Linked DNA regions of Homo sapiens: region 1 is linked to region 2. A link is a loop called in an ENCODE intact Hi-C map of the cell type or tissue named here. Cell type or tissue: PC-3. All regions are shown on one strand. Each heading gives the region's core, and the rest is flanking DNA. Links, peaks and the distances in the headings are about the cores only.

Region 1 (10,496 bases), core at 1,100-9,099, 170 kb after region 2:
CGAGGCCAGCCCAGCCAACATGGTGAAAACCCTTCTCTGCTAAAAATACAAAAATTAGCTGGGCATGGTGGCATGCACCTGTAATCCCAGCTACTCAGGAGGCTGAGGCAGGAGAATCGCTTGAACCTGGGAGGCGGAGGTTGCAGTGAGCTGAGATCATGCCATTGCACTCCAGCCTGGGCAACAGAGCGAGACTCCGTCTCCGTCTCAAAAAAAAAAAAAAAAAGTGGGCTGGGTGCGGTGGCTCACGCCTGTAATCCCAGCACTTCGGGAGGCCGAGGTGGGCGGATAAGGAGGTCAGGAAATCGAGACCATCCTGGACACGGTGAAACCCCATCTCTACTAAAAAATACAAAAAAACTAGCCGGGTGTGATGGCGGGCGCCTGTAGTCCCAGCTACTCGTGAGGCTGAGGCAGGAGAACGGCGTGAACCCGGGACGCGGAGCTTGAAGTGAGCCGAGATCGCGCCACTGCACTCCAGCCTGGGCAACAGAGCCAGACTCCATCTCAAAAAAAAAAAAAAAAAAAAAAGTGATTGCTCGAAGAGGGAACGACCCTTTCCTCTTACGAAGGCATCTCTCCTGGCCCCATTTGCACTGCTGGTAATTTTACCCTTCATGTTCTCTAAGGCCATTCTTGCCATAGTCACTCAGGAGCTGGGTGTAAACCCAAAGCTTGGGGAGAACTCGGTTTATCATCTGAGCAGACTTCCCTTGGACTGCTTCTGTAGAAAATCCTACTAAACATATCCTGTGTAATTGAAGCTCCCGTCACTAATAGATTTATCTTGGTTCGTCTTGAGATTGGCTCCAGTCTCCTTAACTTTTTCTTTGCCATTTTAAACAGAAAGTTCTATTTGATCATTTGTTTTTTAGAATTATTTTTTATTTCCAATTTCAATTCTAAATAAAAATCTAGCTCATTTTTACATGAAGTTTAAGCCCACTTCTTTAATTAAATTGTAGAAAGTGTTGTCGATATCCAAATTCCTCTCTCGGTGAGCCCCAGGTCCTTCCAAAACTTCTAAAATCTTCACTTGAAGTAACTGTACTTCTTGATACATAGTACAATTTCTTCTTTATTTTCCTGTAGGATTTCTTCCATTAAGTTCATCTTGATTTACATTTTTCTCAGGGAATTATTTATTTCACCAAGATTTTCAATTTTATCACTTAAAATTATTTTACTCTATCAGTCTTCTCCCTAAATATGACTACATAGATAATTTATAAATTATTTGTTTTCCTTTTATTTTTTAAATTAAATTTGCCAGAGGTGTGTCTGTTTTATTTGAAGAACCTGTTCTTGATCTTAGCTACCAGTTCTACAAAGGACAAATTATTTTATCTCATCATCATTATTATTATTTTTACTTCTGTGTTTATTATTTCCTTTCTCCAGCTTTCTTTTTAATTGTTTTGTCTTTTTGCCCATAAATTCTGAGTAGAATATTTAGTTCTGTTCTCATAATTCTTTTTTCGTTGAAGTATTTAGGACTGTAAATCTGCTACAAAAAATAGTTTTGGCTGTATCTTATAGATTTTTGTTAAATAATATTCTCACTTTTGTTATTTTCTAGTTTGCTTGACTGCCTCAGTCATTATTTATGCAACCACTTCTAAAATATCCAAGTAATTTGGTTTTTCTTTTTCCTTTGAAATTCTAGTAATAGTTTGTGGTAGTATTTTATTATTAAAATAAAAAGGTACAGTTTTTACCTTAGAAATGCACTAAAGTATTTTTTTGGTGCAGATGATGATCAATGTTTGTACCTGGTACATGACACTTGAGAAGATGCATTTCCTGTTCTTAAGGTACAAGGTTATATCAGCGTGCAGATATTTATCCAAACATTAAATAATTCAAGTGCTTTGTGCCTGTAATTATTTATTTTTGTCCCCTTGACCTGCCAGAGAATTATGGTGATGCAAGAAATTTTAATACTCCTCACATGTTTCCTTGTATTTCTAACAATTTTTGCATTTCATAGAATGATACTGTGTTGTTCTGAGCTTAGTATTTCCTGAGTCTCGTACCTTTTTTATGGCTCTTGTGTATCAATATGCAATTAACCTTTTTTTCAATATATTCTTTATTTTTGTTTTTGTTTAAAATTTTTTCTTTCCATAGGTTTTTGGGGAACAGGTGGTATTTGGTTACATGAGTAAGTTCTTTACTGGTGATTTGTGAGATTTTGGTGCACCCATCACCCGAGCAGTATACACGGAACCCACTTTGTAGTGTTGTATCCCTTACCCCTTCCCATCCTTTCCCCCGAGTCCCCAATTTTCTTCAATTTATTCTTTAACATGAATGTACCACTCCTGCTTTTTTTTTCTTCATGCTTTCCTGATATATCTTGTTTCATTCTTTTATTTTCAACTTTATTATATCTTTTTCATCTCGTGTAAGCTTCATTTCATTGAATTTCATTTTTAATTTGAATTAATCTTGAAATCTTATATTTCTCTGATATTTATATTATTTCTAGCTTACGCTTCTGTATCTACCTTCCTTTATTTTCTTTTTTCTCCTACTGTTTCCAAAACCCCTCACCAATTAATGAATGACTCTGTTCAATATTGTGCCATACTCCCTGCAAGACACATGGAAATGTAACACTCAGTTCTTGTTCTTAGGGATTTTATAAACTAACTAGGAGACAGATAGCCATGCAGAATTTACAATTAAATACTAAACCATGTGTACCGGTTATTAGCAGAAGAGACTTTTTAAGAATATGGAAGTGTTAGCTGCAAGAACAACCAAAAAATGTCATAGCAGAGAGCATTACGGGCTAGGTAGAATTTAGCTAACTGGGAAGACAGACCTTCATGTTATTTACCCTATATCAGTGGCTGCCAAATGATATTCCTTCGGGGACTTATGGAGGCATCTGGTCAGTAGGTCTGGGTATGGATCCCAGTGTTCTGTATCTTTAGAAGCTCTCCAATGCTGTAGCTGCATGGCCAAATTTAGAAAACATTACTTGAAATAGTTATATCACCTACTCTGAAACAGTTATTACACTGTATAAATCTAGTAACTATCCCTGAAGGTCTTACTTAAAGTTTCCATTTGTCATAAAATGTTCAAATAAGGCACAAAGACTATGTTAACTCATAGATTACATTTCCCAAGTCAGGATAAAAAAAGATCAAGCACCTGCCCTACACCCTTTGGCTTTTTATTCTTGTGACAATTCTAATTGCAGTGTCCAACTATGCAGAAGCCTATAAGTCATTAACTATAACTATAAACAAAACAACAACTGCCCAGTTATTAACCACCCAGTTATTGCCAGTTTGAAATGTTATGGTATCATTGTGAGGGGAAAGTAAGCAGTATGTGAAAAAATGGAAATGAATGAACTGGATGTGTTCACCCTGGAGAAAGAAAGATTCGGAGAAGACATGATAGCCCTCTACAAATGTTCAGAGTTAGCACAATGAAGAGGAAGTAACTTGCTCTGTGTAAAGAACAGGGCCAATGAATGAGATCTGTGGGAAGACACATCTTTGTTCAATATGAGGAAGAAGATACAAACATACCTTGAGGGATAAAAGTTTCCATCTCAAGAGCTGCTCAAATAGGTGCACACCTGGGATTAGTCTTCAGACTGTCTTTTAAAGTTTTTTTTTTTCTATACCAAAGATACTAACAGACAGTCCCAAGCAGAACTAATTGCTAAAGTGGCCAATCCCAGCTTAGCAATAGAAGTTTTCCCCTGTGCCAGCGTTGAAATATTTGGTTGCCTAGCAACCATTATGTATCTATGATGTGTTGGAAAATCATTTGTTTGTGCCTGGGTTGATGTAGTTCTTAACACCATACTTGGTTCATTTCATTCATGACAAGTATCCCCATTATAGTTTGTTACATATCAAAAGGGTGTTGAGCTGCAACGTGCACCGTAGTAATCTTTATCAAACCCTACCCAGCTGGCAAGCTTAGCCATAATGATCACAATAGAAATAGATGTTTGATCCATGCAGGAGATGACAGGATAGGACGATGAGAGCACAGTAACAGTTTGGGGACTCATAAAACTGTTAACATACATTTAAATCTAGTAGAGTTCTTGGAGTGATGGTACAAGTTTAATCATGAACTCTTCAACATTGAAATCCTGTGAATTTTGAATAAGTGACTAATACCAGCATTTAAGGTATAGAACAAAGTTTAAATACATAACATACTTAGGTCATAACTTTGCATTTACAGTCTCCTAGGAAACCAACAAAATATATCTGGATAGTTTAAAAGTATGATCTCATCTATAAAGAGCTGCTTTATATCATAAGAACCAAAGAACTGTTATTTGTCAAACTTCCACATTAAATATCTGCCAAGATATCTTATTAGGTTTTCTTAGTAATAATGACTCAGTACATAAAATAAACCATGGAACTCTGTCAGATTCTATCCACGCTAAATAATTGAGACACTCATTTCCTCTCCTTTGTTTGATTTCTCCAACCCAAATCATAATGTTACAAAGTGATTGATTTTGATTCATTTCTCTTTCTCTCTGAAAGATTTAGAACTGCTTTAGGTAACTTTTTATTAGCCAGTCCAAGACATTTGTACAACAATATAATTAATAGCATTTTTAATGAAAATGATGGCATATTAATTGGTAATTTTTGGATGAGTGTTCTTCCTAATTACTTATTAACCTTTAAATCAGATATACACAAGGGAACAGAACAAGATTCATGTCTTTGAGTATCTGAAAGCTTTATCAAGGTGCTTTTTTTATAAAAAGAATCCAGAGAAACTGTTTTTCCCCCCAGAGGGAACTTAAAATTATATCAGGAGCTAAGTGTGGTATGATGCTCAGCACATTAATATGCTACAGAATTTTTCAGTGTAGCTATTCATGGCCCTTCAGTGAATCATCATTAATAGAAGTACGGTTTAATAGATAGTAAAGAGGATGCTGTCGATTTTTCTTTACCATTTAAATTTGAGCTAGTTGCAAAAAGGTGCTTAAAAGAGAAAAATACTATTACCAGTTGAGATAGTCTATTTGAAGATTTTGACATACATACTAGAAAATGAGGGAGGCTAGACCAACAGAAGATTTCTAGATCTTTGGCCCCAAACATTAAGTCTGACTTCATGGAGCTGAAGAAAGTTCTATAGACAAGGTGTGATCAAGCTGACTCATTGCCATTTAAATAATAGTCCTATCTAAATGGTTGAACATCAACTAGATGAAGAGACAGATGTGGATTTTAGAGGACAAAAGTCCAATTTCATTTTCTCAGATAGGAAAGGGCATCCCAGTCAAGGCTCTTGTCTGTGGCCCTGTCCTGATCTGAGTTTCTGTCTGGCCTTTTTGTCCATGTGGTACCATTGAAAGAGAGTTACTATTTGAAGGTCAAAGTTGCTTTTCCACTCCTTCTGCACATTCATTTTCTACTTATGCCTTACCTCAATGCCTTTGTTCTGTTAACTTTTCTGCTTTCTTCCTCCATCTCTGCCTTCATTCATTTATGTCATGGGCATTTATTGAGGGCCTAACATACATGAGGTTCTGTCTTTGACATAGAGGGTTCAGCAGTGAAGACAACACTACTGCCTTCAAATTGCTGATAGTCAGGAGAGGCATCAAGATGAGTATCAGCCAACTGCCGTACAGTATGATAAGTACCAGGAAGGGTCTCCATGTGTCCTGGAGTATGGTAAGATCTATGGCATGAGCTCTGGAAACACCTTGTGGGCTTAACCCCAGTCCAGGGGTTGCGGAGGTCAGAAAAAACATCTCATCAGACTTGACTGGGAGAATTGGGGTGGGAATGGGTAAGAGTGGGTACCATGGCCATCTCTGACTCTGCTTTCTCTAACTCCATGAAGCTGCCTATTCTCTCAGCCATCCCCTCCCTGTCCCTTCATGTCTCCTGCTTCCATGTTTCCCTGCTAGATCATTATCTGCCAAAAAAGTATCCCCAGCCAAGACGACCCATCAGACCACTCTGCAACAATAGAGACTAAGATGCTGCTTAAAGGCCTTGCTGCATGTTGAGGAAGAGTTGATGAAGGAGTCTGGATATCCATTCTTTTTCTATGGTTTGCCTCCCAGTTTCAAGAGGTCTGAATGCAGTTGCAGACGAAGTTTTAACTGTGGCTCTGCCTGTCATTCTAAACAAGCAAAGGCTGCCAGAAATAAGACGAAAAGACAAAATGCTAAACTATAGCTAGAGCAGCAATGAATAAATAAATAGGTCAATAAACACATAAGCAAGCACATATAGAAAATAAACAAAATATTTCTCGAAAGGAGAGGGAAAACAGACACATAGAAGAAAATGATAATAATAGCTGCCATTTACTGAGTGTATACTACACATTGTGAACTTTCTCGGACCTCTTCAGTATATTAGATATAGTTAATGGGTGCAGCACACCAGCATGGCACATGTATACGTATGTAACTAACCTGCACATTGTGCACATGTACCCTAAAACTTGAAGTATAATAAAATAATAATATAAATAAATAAAAATAAATAAATAAAAAAATTCTTAAAACAGTCCTGGAAGGCAATTTGTTAAAAACAAAATAAAACTTCTGGAGCCATCTTTGGCACAAAGTAGGAAGGCAGTAACTATTTCTTGAATACATGAATAAATCTGTCTATTTGCTTGGTGTCTGTCTTCCTTCTCTCCCTGGAATATAAGCTCCCTCATAGCAGGAACCTTGTTTTGCCTTCTGCTGTATCCCAAGCACCTAGAATGCAGGCTGGAACATGGGAGGCACTGAATGAGTATGTCTTCTCTAAAAGATAGAAAATCTGAGACTTAACAAGATTCAGTATCTTTTGCAAAATCACACAATAGCTGGGAAGATCTGGGACTGGACCCAAGTTAACCCATGCTGTTTTTCCCTTTACATAATGTCTGTCTCACCTTTTCTTTCTCCTCCCACAATCATTCTCTAGTTATCTCAGACCTGTTTATATTCCAGATATTCTTTTCTGTCAATAAATCACCAATAAGTTTCTGTTTAAGGACTTAGCACAAAAGCATGCATTGGTGAATGAATATTTCACACGTACCTATTAAAGTAGGGAATGATGGGGAAGTTTTATTCTTCTGTTTGTGCCGGAAAAGTACTAGAGGAATACACGGCATTAAGGATTGCTTGTCCCTTGCAGCTGCAGTGGGCCTTCTGCTATGAAGACAGTGCAGTCAAACTCACTGATGCATTACAGCTCATTCTCAGGATCACCTGAGGTCACATGGTCACCTGATAAGTGTAGGCAAGCTGTAATCTCATAGTATAATGATCATAGTGAAGAGAATAGCTTGTAGTGTACTTGGCTGGTTTGGGAAGAAGTCAGAAAGAAAGCAATGGGATGTTAGGAATTGCAGGATTAGGACTGAAAATTATTGTGCTGGTCTGAAGAATCCACATGACTCAGAATTTCACAAAGCATGGGCATTGATGGTTTTTGTTAGTACTAGATTCCAGCTACTTTCACTTTTCTAGTTTTTTTTAACATTCTTTCTGTGTTAATTTCTTCTCTGTTTTTCCTATTAGCTGAATGAAATTTAAAGTTTTCTAACATTGACAGTGTTTTAGGGAACTATGCACTATCATAGTGCATGATAGTGTGTAAAGGCAACACAAGGTTCCTGCCATCAGGGAGCTTATATTCCAGGGAGAGAGAGAGGAGACAGACACCAAGCAAATAAATAAATTTATGGAATCGATTGATGTAGGCTTTTTGGAGCACAATTTGTAAATATATATTAAATTCTGAAAGATTCACAATGGTTCAACTCAACCATTCCATTTCTAGATATTTATTCTAGAGAAATACTTGTGCATTTGAACAGAGGCATGTACATGGATGTTCATGTCAGTATCATTAACACTTGGTTACATGAACTATGATTCATTGATACTGTGAAATACTGTATATTTAGAAATAAGGTAGAATTACTATATCTATCTATCTATCTATCTATCTATCTATCTATCTATCATCTATATCCAAGATTACAAACACATGACTTGAAAAAATCTTCAAAACGTATTACTTAGTAGGAACAAAAAAGCTTGCTGTACTATTTTTATGCCATTATCTTTTTTACTTAAAAAACATTCTAAGAGATATATTCCATAGGTACATATGTAATGTGTTAATCAGGTTGTAGCAGCTAAGCTGTAATAAGAGACCCAACAATCATATGGCTTTTAACCATATGGCCTAAACCAGTGAGCAAAAAGCTTACTCTTGTCTCATCACAGGATGTTGGGGGTGTTCTTCCATCATTCAAGGCCCATATTCCTTCCATATTGTGGTAGTTCTGCCATTTTTCAGGCTCTAGGGCCTTAGAATTGCATAGTCAAGGCTGGGTCACTGATACAGCCAGGTCCCAACCAGCCGTAAAGGAAAGGAGAAAATGCGGGAGAGGACTATTCACTACCTTAAGGGTCCCACCTTAGGGACTGTACACATCACTTCCACTCACAACCTACTGGTGAAAACTTTGTCCAACAGCCATCTCTTACAGCAAGGAGGGTTGGAAATGCAGGCCCTGGCAAGATGACCATGTACCCAACCATAGCTCAATGACAGTGAAAGTAACAGAGAATAAGTTTTGGTGGACAGCTAACTATCTTCTTCACCATATAGGGCAGCAGCATCCCCAACGTTTTTGGCATCAGAGACCGATTTCATAGAAGGTCGGTGGGGGATAGTTTGGGGATGAAATTGTTCCACCTCAGATCATCAGGCATTAGAGTCTCATAAGGATTATGTAACCTAGACTCCCCACATGCGCAGTTCACAATAGGGTTCCCACTCCTGTGAGAATCTAATGGCTCTGCTGATCTGACAGGAGGCGGAGCTCAGGCGGTAATGCTTGTCAACCTTCTGTCTAACTCAGAGTCCGTAATACCTCCATGAAGCCCACTTAACCTCCGAACTGACCTCTCTTGCAACATTGCCTTTCTCTTCATCTTCTTTTTCACCTTCAACATCTTTACTCCACTATACTCTCTTCCATGCTAACCACCATTGATCTGCTTCAAAAATTTGGGTGCTCAATCCCTACTGGATTATAAATTTGTAAAGAAGTCAACCAAATTATAATCTGGTAGGAATTATACCTGTAACTGGCCTTTTACCCTTGCACTCGGATTTTTTTCACTCACTCCTTTACTCACACAAATATATTGGGCATCTATAACTATGATAGATAGATACAGTAGGAAGTTGGAGTGATGAGACGGAATTGTCATTGACACCAGCTGTCCCCTTTGGAAACATCTGTTGAATTAGCCAAACAAGACATCTGTGTCAGAACAGATGAATAACAAGGGCAGTTGATGTGCCTGAGTTAGTGGTAAAGCTATTAAGCTAAGTAGGACTTCAGAATGGGAGATGATAACTGGAGATTCCTTAATGAGATGAGACTGGAATTGTACCTCCAGGCATATGTGATATTTGTCTAGACATAAAGACATTAACATGTACGGTGGGAATGGAGTGAACACTTATTGACTGCCTGCTACAGGCTGTGCACTGTGCCAGGCATTTTGCCTGCGTTACTCCATTTATCCCTACAACACATTATTAAAATAGGTACCCTGATATTACAGAGAGAGAAAATGAAGCAGAGAGCTTATATTAATGCCTCAGGATCCCCAGACTGGGAAGCAGAAGAGGTGGGATGTATGTTCAGAACTATTTTCTAGATAGATCTAGATCTGCCTGGTTTCTAATGACCTCACCGTGTCTTGGAGCATTTCAGGCAGGAGGAGAAGCAGGAGCAATGTGATGGAAGGGAGCTAAGTGTGGTCCATCAAGGGACAAGGAGGAAGGGAGGACAGCGGGTTGGTGGCAGGATGTCATTCCATATGCTTTTAGGTTGAGGTCACCCTGGTGTCTGAGGTGCTGTGGTCCAAGAGAATTGAGTTACTTGCAGGAAGTGCTGTATCATGCTTCACTTGGCATTGAGTTCTCCGCCAGCCCCGGGGGAAAGAAACCCCACAAGTCAGTCCAGCTCCACTGGCCCAATTTAACAAACCAGTTTAGATGCGGGGTTTAGTTAACAGAAAACACCACCAGCCTATATTAGTTCGTCAACAGCAAATGCTGACCAAGAGTCCTACAACCTTCCTGTTTCGTGAGCATCAGTTGCTCTGGGTGACTTATGGTCACTAGGACATAGGGCAGACATGTCTTCCTGGTCCTTGACCTACATAGTCTCAGAGCAGTAAGCTCTACTCCTCTCAGATTTCTTCCGGTTGGATACTTGCTCAGCTCTTCATGAGGTGACCATATTCCAGTGTTTTCTCAGAGATCATGTTCTTTAAAAGTCCTTGAGATTTCTGCAGCAATTCCTCAGCACATACTTGGAGGTGTGTTTCTCCCTGGTCCTGCAACTATCTCCCCTTGCTTCTGCCCCGTGAAGGCCCTCTCCTCTGGAAAGCTGAAACAAAACTATCTTCCTAAGCTAGTTCCCCTTCTTTTACT
Region 2 (10,496 bases), core at 834-8,833:
AATGGCTGGACGACTATAGAAGCTTCCTTTTAACTGGCAATCCTGCCTCCCAGACAATTGTGCTATATGCCTTTCATTTATACCCCATGCTTTAATGAAAGTTCTAGAACATAAAGTGGATCATGTCGCTCTTGGAGGTAGTAGCACTGCACACACCATACACCCCATCTTGCTTGTCTTACCCAACATGGTCTCACCTGCTCTTCAATCTGTCCTTCCAAGCACTTACGTAGCATCTGCTGCCTCCACAGGATCTACTGGACTTTGTTCCTCAGTGTTCATCCCACGCCCCAGCCTTACCAAATTCCTGTTTCAATCTGACCCATTTCTGGGAGTTATTTTAGTATCACATCTTTACCTCCACTCGGGATATTGTTTTTCACTTAGGCCTTGTGCCAGATTATCTCTTTCCCCCTTTCTGTGTTCTGGATCACAGGGGCTTCGAAGCCTGGGAACTACATTTCCCAGAAGCCTCCTTCAATTCTGTGAATAGGAAGATCTTAAGTGAAATTCAGAGGTAGAAGAGAAGGAGACAGAAGTATTGTTCCTGTGGCAGCAACAGTCAGGTTTAGGGACTTTTGCAGATGGCCTGCGTGAGATTTGACCATGACTTCCAAGAGTCCTTTTGTAAATCACCTATAGGGCTGTTGCAGGCATCTGAGATCTTGATTAAAGTTTCCTGCAATTCCTGAACTTCCTGATTTCCTAAATTCTTTTTTAATATTTTTACTTTTTAATTATTAATTGACAAATTATAGTTGTAAGTTTTCTTAAATTCTAAAAGCAGCTCTTACTGACCTTTGTTCCCTTAGCCTCCCAAAGGTCTTGTGAACCTTAAACTCCCTGCATCAAATCTTTTCTGCTGGAAATATCTGCAGTGGTTTCTCCTTTCTCAACCAAACCTTGACTACCACAAATCAGGCAGTCTATTATATGGAAATGATTTTAAGCCAAGTCTCAGCTTCAAGCTTGCTAAGATGTAGCCTTTTATTCCCTCTGTGGTTGCAGAAATCTATAAGATTCCATGCCTGCTTACGTTCCTGGCTTGTGTTTTGGGTCCATTGCATGCATTCAACCCCACGTGGTGGATCCCAGCCCACTTGGCTAAGACTTTGGTGCCTTTCCTAAATTTTACTGGCCTGTCATATGAGGGAACTTAACTCTCACCCCTTAACTCTCATGCCTACTCTACCTCTTGAAGTCGTGCTCTGAATTGGACAACCTTTCTGGAACCAAAGGGCTGCCATCACTCAACTTCAATATTTACTACTGCCTGGAAACATCTGCTCTAGTTCTTTACTCATTCTTTGGCTATAATCTCCTTTTTGGTTCCAGTCAATGTGATTAACCATTAAATCCTCGCCCCCTCTCTCCAGGTGACAAATCATACGCCAACTTTGCTGTTGTGACCTGGTCATGCCTCATCCCTCTTTTGTTCTAGTCTCTTTTCTTCTATTCTAGTCTGGACTTGAAGTCCCAGCACACTCCTCAGTTGGGCCTGTCAAGGTTATAGCATTAAGCTAATAACATAGCAATTCCTTAAAAGCATAGCATTTTTCTATCCTGTCATTTCACTTCAAGTCCTTCTTGTAGCCAGCCTCAAGTTGGGATATAACTTATAATTACAAAAGGAAGTTACTAGGATCATAATGCATATATATTATATTATTGAACATAGAAGCATTACTCTGGTCAGAAACACTCATGGCAGATCTTCAAATTCCTGATGGCACCTGCTCTTTTCTTGCTACATACAATATTACATCATGGTAACTTGTTTTACTTTTTTCTAATATACACTATTTCCAAGAGCGTATTCATTGTCCTGAGGAATCTCTCATTCCATATTTCAGGGATCAGTGATATGTGTATACTCCACTTTTGAATCAGCCCTCTGTAGTTCCTGTGTGATGCTGAAAGAGTTCTTTCTTTTCTCTGGCATTCTCTCGGCTTTTCCTCTCTGGAAAATTTTTGTAACCACATGTGTACATTTAGTACCACAGACTTTTCTTCAAGTGATAATTTATGGAAAACCAATCCATGTGCATTACGAGTGCCAATGTTGTAAGTCCATATAATCATATAATTTCAGGATCAGTTTCAGCCAGAAAACAGAGAAATCAATCTTTGGTATGCTGGCACAATCCTCATATCCACATTCAGAAGGGGATACTGAGTGGGAAAAATCATGGCAGTAATCATTTTACCTGCCTCTGCTCTTAATATTTCAGTGGAGAAATAATTTCTGCTAAAAATTAGGTATGGACATGCTACCTATTCTTCTTGGAAATATTTTAAAAGAGATTCCACCCACCTATCACATGGTTCTGCAGGATGAATCATGAGCTCTGTAATGCCACCAAAAGGCAGATTCTCACACATTTGCTCATGGACCTCCTGGCTGGAGAGATTGGCTGTTCAGATCTGTCATGTTTAGTCATGTACCAGTGATGTGCACTTTCCTTGGCACAAGGGCAATGGGGTCACTCCATTCGTCTTCAATGTCTGACTTCATTTTAGGGCTTCATCCTTTTCTTCTCTCTCTTGCCATCAAGTCTTGCTTCGGTCAGTTTCCAAAATCCAATTGCCTGCTTGCTGATGAGGGTTTCCATGGCAACTTCCATTGGTGGCATTATTGCCTCCATTGCTCCATTTGGTCTCTGCTTTGTGGCACTAAGCTCTTCTTTCCAGGTTAGACCTAAACATTCCTGATTCTCTTTCCAGCCTCTTTGTTCTTATATTGTGCTTGACTTGGATCAGAGCCTCTCTGAGTTCAATTTCCATATTGAATTTTGTTCTCAGACCAACCAGAGAGAATCAGAATCCCAGTCCACCCTGCAATAAACATATACCCATTCCTGGACCCCACCTAGAAATAATTCTACATGTTAACTACTTGAAAACTCACTTAATCATCATTTCTTTCTTATTGTCTTATATATATCTTTTTTCAGGTGCATTCCTCTGGTTGGAAATGTTTATTAGTCATTCACTCCTTAGTGTAAAATGACTCTATCACCCAGTGAGAAATTGGCAGTCCTGAATAAAGGTGGAAGATTGAGAAGTGGGCGTGTGGGGCAAGAGGTCATTTTTAAATGTAAAAAACTATGAAACAAGAAGGGAGATGATTCCTTCTATAGGGAGATGTTCCAAAAACATAAAGATTCTAGAGCTGGAGGAAATGAGACAGCACTTTGAGGAACAGAGTTTGGCGGTGCTGTTGATAAAGGAAGGTAAAAGGACAAAATCATTCAATTTGTAGACTTCTTCAGCACATTGGTGACAGTGCCTGCAACTGACTACTGGAAGCCACTGCCTTTTGCCCTTGACATGCTTTGGTAGGTTGTGTTGCCTATGTTTGTGCTGTATGTTACCAGATACAAATTTAAATCTTCCTCATGTAGTATTCTTAAAGAAACATCAGACGCATTTCAGATCTATCCCACTCTACCTAGAAGATGGACTTCGTTTCTTCCTTCCACATTCTTATTCTCTTTCCTCCTCTCCACTTTAATCTCTTCAGGAAAAGGCACATCAGTAGCCAGGCACAGTGGCTCATGCCTGTAATTCTAGCACTTTTGAGAGGCCAAGGAGAGAGGATTTCTTGAGCCCAGGAGTTCGAGGCTGCAGTGAGCCATGATCACCGCACTGCACTCCAGCCTGGGTGAGAGAACGAGACTCTGTCTCAAAACAAACAAACAAACAAACAAAAAGGCACATCAGTAACCATTCTCATAAGGCTTGTTGCCTTACTATCTAGAAGCATATAGTTAACAACATAAACACAAAAAGGAGAAATAAACACACAGTCTACTTAGTCACATAGGATGAATAGGTATTTAGAAATCTTTGAAATACCAGGCATCTTGCTCTTTACTCTCTTATAGTAGAGAGTAAAGGTTCTGTCTGGACTTGGCATGATCAGAGTGTGGCTCCTTATCCTGCCTCTTATCTGGCCAGAAGCCCTTGAGGAATTTATTTAACCTCTTGGAGCCCAAGATTATCCAGGGAAAAGGAGAACAAAAATACCTCTCTCTTAGGGTTGTGAAGATAAAGAGATAAAATTTGTAATGTGTCTGGGAGTGTTAATCCATATTAAATTTCAAGAAAGGTTATATTTAGTACACACTGGTGAAAAAAATAAAGACTCTTTAGTTCTCAAGATCTTTTGTCTTGAAATTTTTCTATCAATATCCATCTAAAAATTTATCTAACAAAATAATTATTCAGTGACTCATGTGGACCAGCCAGTATAAAATTTGATATCATTCCTTTTTCTGGATTTCAGTTGAGTATGCGACTTAGACTTATTTTGAAACCAAATCACGGGAACAGAGTCACCTTCATTAGACTCATGATATTTGTGCTCTTGTTGGCTGGTTTAGCATTCTCTGCTTGCTTACTGTATTTGAAAAACCAGTCATGATTCATCATAGAGTCTCAATTGTCTTGAGAGCCCATTCGTTTCAATGCAATCAATATTTATATGCCACTTTCTGTGTGCAGAGGGTTGTGCTAGACACCCAAAGGCAGGGAGTGGTTAAAGAAGAAAGAATAAAACACTGTTCTGTTTCAAGAAACAGTAAATATGGCTGAGAGCCAAAGCATCAAGCAGATGACTAATAGAAAACAATGAAGTGAATGCGATGAGCAAGTGATATGAAAAATATGGAGAGAGAGAGGTTCATTCTGGCTGGGGAAACCAATTAGTAGATGAGGTAGCATTTCTACCTAACCTTGAAGAATGAGCAGCACCTGACCTGGGAAGATGGAAAGAGAGAGACACCTGTGTAGACAAACAAGGTAAGCATCTATTAATATATTGTCATATTCAGGGAAATAGTGAATTTAGCCTAAGGTATAGCTTTGGAAGCACAGAATCACTAAATTTTATAGCTGGAAGGGACTCTAGTATCCGATCCACTCATTTTAAAAGCATGTGTTCAAGGAAAGTATGGAGATATGTTTTGAAAAGCATGCTGGATTAATTCATGGAGAGCCTGGAATGTCATTTGAAAAGTCTGGACTTCATATCACAGGTGATGGATATTTTCCAGAGGTTTTTGAGTAGTAGAATTGAATGCATTTATAGCTCTTATTTCTGCTTTGGATACTTCTATAACAGTTGTTCTCAAAGCTGGACCAGTATCTGGAGAGTTTGTTAAAATACTGATTGCTGGCCCCCAATTCTAGAGTTTCTGATTCAGTAGGTCTAGATGGGGCCCAATAATCTGCATTTCTAACAGGTCCTCAGGTGAAGGTGATGCTGCTGGCCTAAAGACCACATTTCAAGAACCACTGCTGTATTGCACTCTACTGGTTCTCAACCATGGATGTTCATTAAGGTCATCTGAGGAGCTTCTAAAAAGTACTCAGGCCTGTGCCCTGCCTCAGACCAGTTGACCGGGAGGCCCTGAGGATGGGAAATAGGTGGAGGTCGTTTTTCAAAGCTCCCAGGTGATAACCCAGGTCAGCACTTCTCATATTCTCTCGTGCATAGGAATTTTGTCAAGATGCAGGTTCCTTTTTAGTAGGTCTGGGTTGAGGCCTGAGGTTATGCATTTCTAATGAGTTTCCAGCAGATGTCAATGCTCCTGGCCAGTAGACCAGCAAGGCTCAAGGAAATTCAATATTCTTCTTCCTTTTTCTTCCCACTTTTCTCTCCAAGTTTCTATTTAGTGCTTGATTCAGTCTCTCTGCCCCCAGTGCAATGTCTCAATGCAATGCTGCCCCAACACACCATCCCTGAACCCCAATTTCAATTATGCCTCAGAAAAAAATCAGACCAGGCCAGGTGTGATGGCTCATGCCTATAGTCCCAGCACTTTGGGAGGCTGAGGCGGGCAGATCACTAGAGGTCAGGAGTTTGAGACCAGCTGGCCAACATAGTGAAACCTCATCTCTGCTAAAAATACAAAAATTAGCTGGGCGTGGTGGTGTGTGCCTCTAATCCCAGCTACTTGGGAGGCTGAGGCACGAGAATCACGTGAACCCAGGAGGCAGAGGTTGCAACGAGCCAAGATCACAACACTGTACTACTCCAGCCTGGGAAACAGAGCGAGACTCCAGCAAAAAAAAAAAAAAAAAAAAGAAAGAAAGAAATCAGACTGACTTGGGATTTGGCCAGCCATTGAGTTGATCTGGAGATGAGACTCTGGGCAGACACTGATGCAATGCAGGTGAGTGTGCCCCCAATAGCCCAGGCCTAGATGACTCCTTCTGTCCCCACCAACTCCTGCATGTGGTGCTTGGCAGGCCACCCACACGCCTTCATCGAACCTTTTCCTTACAAGCTCCTGAGCTCTGCCTGCCCACCTTCTCTCAGCAAGTTGCTTTTTTGCACAAATTACTCTTTTTTATAAGCATAATTCCCAAAGAGAGAATAAGAAGCTTTCTGGCGTATCTATTAATCATGAGGGAGATTGGAAGCTGGGAATAAGGAAAAGGGAGAAAGAGACCTATAAACTAAATAGAAAATGCCCATCTGAAACAAGCCTTCTCCGACAGGCCCCCGGTAGGACCTGCACTCCTGTCCCTTACCTTAGATGCCTCTTCCCTTTTCTTGCGTGTGTGTTGGGGCGGAGGACGGACGGGGTTAGGCAGGGGAGCAAAGAGACTTTTCCCCTTTTATTTTCTTCCGTGAATTATGACAATGGTTTGAAGTGCTCTTGCCTAGAAAACTGTGCTTGGAGGAGTGAAAATGAAAACATTTCAAGGTTGTAAGGTGAATCTTCTTCTCTTACAACCTTGGGTAGATCAACACCAGGACACCCAAATTATTTCGATTAAAGGAAGATATCTGAGTACAAGCTGCACTGTGCTGTTAATGAACAAAGAAAGAAAACAGTAATTGTTTTGCTAAGCTGTGTTTATATGAACAAAAGCCTCAGAAAGAGTTTAGCCCTTGAAATTCTTCATGGGACCTTGCGACATCACCACTTAGGAGGGGGAACTGATAATATGTTTGCTGATTATATGTGGGTGAGGACATTTTTGCAAGGGTTCCAGGGGCGACTTCCAAATGGACATGAATATAGACTCATGCAGAGGCTGCAGGAATTCAGGCCAATTGTGATACTCTGTGATACTCACAAATTTGGGTCACTCTCTCAATTAGTTTAGCTCCTCATCTGTGTGAGTACAGAAACAAAAGCTACTTGGAGGCCTTGTGGGTTGGCAGAGCATCTTAAAATACCCTCCTAAAGAGGCAGTGCTGCAAATTCAAAACAGACTTTCAAAATAAACTCAGCAGGGCAGCACTCCGGGGGTGCTTCCAGAGCCAGCCCCCACCCCACCCCCAGTTCTCAGTTCTAGGTGTTTGAAACTGCAGTACCCTTGGCTGTTACAATCCTCCCCTCCCCCATGAGCCTGCTTCTCCCTGGAGGAATCAATCATTCTGCAATACAGCTGAGATTTCTACCAGTCCAGATGCAAGCTTTCACAAACCCGACACGCCCCCTGTCTTCTGTTAGTCATTATCAATCTTCCCGTTGTGGTGGAGGGAATTAGGTGTACTTAGTGAGCTCTCAAATAAGTAAGTGGTCATGTGAAAAGCCAGGCATATGATACATACAGTCGGATCAGGACTTTAATCTTGGAAGTCGTCTGGGACATGGGGTGTTTTGCAGTAACAAGGACAATTCTCTCAGAACTAAATCCAAATTCTGTCTGTCCTGTTTGTCTCAGGCATTTCTGCCACCAGAGCAAACTTTTTATGCTTTGGAGCATAAGTACAGATCATCTGTTGTGCTTTAAAGTGGGTGTTTTTTTTTTTTTTTAAGGAGCTAATTCGGTTGTGCAATACCATCAAGAGGCGCCACTTGTAAATTATATTTAGGTGTGTGTGTGTTCCTCCCCTCGCGGGGCTGATGAATCATATCCATCTTCGTGTCATTATGTAACTCTACACTTGCAAGAAGGGCTGCGAGCCCCTGCCATACACCAGAGGCTCCTGCCCATCTGCGCTCCACCCAGCAGGAGGGTCTCTGCTCTTCCAACACCAGCCTTGGCCTCTCTGCGGAAAAGCAAGTGTAGTGACTAACTCATCCTCTGTTCCCAGTTTTAACTGAAGGTCCTGTGTTCAAATGGGATCAGCTGGCCACACTACCTGGTCTGGCTCTTTGCCCATTTCTGGCCTCAGGCGCTGAGGGTGTGGACATTAGCACGGGTCCTATGGGCTTGGGGTTCCATCCAGGCCTTCCTGTTCTAACAAGAAATCTGGAAGACTGCACACCCTGGAGGCAGGAGGCAGGCCTGGGGTACAACAAGATCTGCTGTGGTCGTGGAGAAGAGGACAGCACTCCCTTTCCTCGTGGAAGTATGGACAGGTGTGAAGGAGTTCCCTGTGCCGAAGCAGACAGGGGCCCTACAAGTGAGAGGTTGCTATTTCTATTACATGGCAGTAAGAATGAAACCAAGAGTCATTGTGTATGTGGGGGAAGAACACAAGGTTGGGAGCCAAACTGGGTTTATATATTAGTCATGCCACTCATTTATTGTTTCTGGGATGAATTATTTAGTCACTGTCAGCCTCAGTTTCCTTGTCATTAAAATAGAAATCATAAGTACTATACTCAAACCTCAAGACAGTATTTTCTGTATTAAAAGGCCATCAAATTCTGATTTGCTTCTCCTAGACTTCAGAATAAGGGAGTAACCTTGGCTTTTGGACCAGGCTTGCTTAGTCTCTGGTCCCTCTTCTTCCCTCCTCCTGCCCCATCCTGCCGTCTCTTGCAAATCTAATGTGCTTTGGCACTCAGGCAGTTGTTACTCTGTGTGCTCATTAAAGCAAAACAGCTGCTATAACAATCAACCCCCAAACTTCAGTGGCTTATTGTAATAGAAGTTCTCTCAGAAGTCTGGTGCAAGTGGGGAATGGGGTGCTCAGCTCCACTTGGACATTCAGGGACCCAGGAACTCCATCGTCCTCAGCACATGGCCTCTAAGGGTGAAGAAGGTACATCCACTTGTCTTGGAAGGGACACATATCACTAGAGTTCATTGACAAAAAAGGTAAACTCTGTAAAATGTTGGAAGAGATTTATTCTGGGCCAAATGTGAGTGACTGTGGCCTTTTACACAGGCTCAGGAGGTCCTGAGAATATGTGCCCAAGGTAATTGGGTTACAGCTCAGTTTTATACATTTTTAAGGAGACTGAAGTTATAGGCACAGACATAAATTATTAATGGAAGGTATACATTGGTTTGGTCCAGAAAGGCAGGATCTCTGGGTGAAGGAGGGGGGTGCCTCACAGGTCATAAGTGGATTCAAAGATTTTCTAATTGGCAATTGGTTGAAAAAGTTAAGCTTTTCCTAAAGAATTGAAGTCGGGAGAAAGAAATGTCTGAGGTAAGATAAGGGCGGTTGTGGAAGCCAGAGTTCTTGTTGTATAGATGAAGCTCCCAGGTAGCAGACTTCAGAGAGGATAGATGGTAAATGTCTCTTACAGGATCTTAAAAGGTGTGAGACTCTTAGTTAAATCTCTCTTGGATCCTGGAAAGGGAAGGGGATGCTCTGCAGAATGCAAATTTCCCCCACAATTTGCATGGCCATTTCAAAATAGGTCAAATAAATATATTTTGCAGTAAAGTACTTTGATTTCCTTCAGGGTTTGTTATCTGTCTTGTGATACCATACCAGAGTCAGGTTGGAATTTTGTATCTTACTGCCACAAAGAGTCTGTGTTGTCAGTCTTAGGATCTGTTTTACTGTTAACCCTGGTTAGTTGTGCCTGAATTCCAGAGGGAGGGGGTACAATGAGGCATGCCTGACCCCCACCCCCAACTCTTCTGTCATGGCCTGATCTAGATTTTCAGGTTTCTGTAGGATCCTATTGGCCAAGGGAGTAGGGGTAGGGATGTCCATTCAGCTGGTTGTGGGCCTTAGAATTCTACTTTCGGTTTACAAGTTCATACTCAGTTGCAAAAACTAGTCACATGCCCCCACCTGGAGGCAAGAGGGTCTAGTTGTGCAACCACTTCCCAGCCACCATTCTAACTAGGAATTGTCCTTTCATGTCCTAAGTTTTTCAGACTTCTAGATTGTGTGGGGCACTGTGCTGGGCATTCAGAATAAAATACATGATTAAGACACAGTCCTTGAAACTGTCCCCACAGGGTTGACAAGAATTGCATGCTTGGTTCTGGACAGAAAAATAGTTACAATTAATCAGGCTGCAATCTGGTCCACTTCCTTGTTGCTAAAAGTCACATGGCACTGGATACTATTTGCATACCGTTGTTCCTCTAGATAGGATTTCTGACATTAGAGTCCTAAGATTGCTTAAGAATTGAGTTGCATTCGTATTATTCCTATAGACAGGATCTCTGAGATTAGAATCATATAAGGCTTTTGTTTAAGGGTCAGTCATTTAAGATGTTTTCCAGACCCTGAATTCCAGCAACCAGTTTGAGGACCCTCACAAAGAAATGGGATCAGCATGAGAACACAGCTTCTTCCCCTCCCTGTCCCATGACTTCGCCCTGGACTCTTCGAC

The links. Peaks named below come from ENCODE experiments on the same cell type or tissue, not always from the same donor. Only the 100,000 strongest peaks of a DNase experiment are listed, where the experiment ranks them.
Region 1: it touches region 2 in a loop (4-fold over the local background); 2 of 110 quality-filtered maps call a loop at or near these places.

Annotation. Positions count from the first base shown.
Region 1 is chr13:97,291,692-97,302,187 of GRCh38, forward strand. The region is part of intron 2 of MBNL2 (muscleblind like splicing regulator 2); the gene reads left to right. It overlaps LOC101927385 (a long non-coding RNA gene), which reads right to left and starts at 6,522. Exons shown (of 4, transcript XR_001749966.2): 1 at 3,552-6,522; 2 at 2,831-2,961. RefSeq lists a silencer at 3,684-3,978. In PC-3, for the core only: no CTCF peak of the experiment used is centred there; a DNase peak (open chromatin) is centred at 4,290; H3K4me3 peaks cover 846 bases; H3K27ac peaks cover 3,043 bases.
Region 2 is chr13:97,118,174-97,128,669 of GRCh38, forward strand. No RefSeq gene overlaps it. Among named protein-coding and RNA genes, the nearest start is that of LINC00456, 56 kb to the right of the region's middle. In PC-3, for the core only: a CTCF peak has its summit at 7,487; DNase peaks (open chromatin) are centred at 4,488, 7,508 and 7,878; H3K4me3 peaks cover 693 bases; H3K27ac peaks cover 4,707 bases.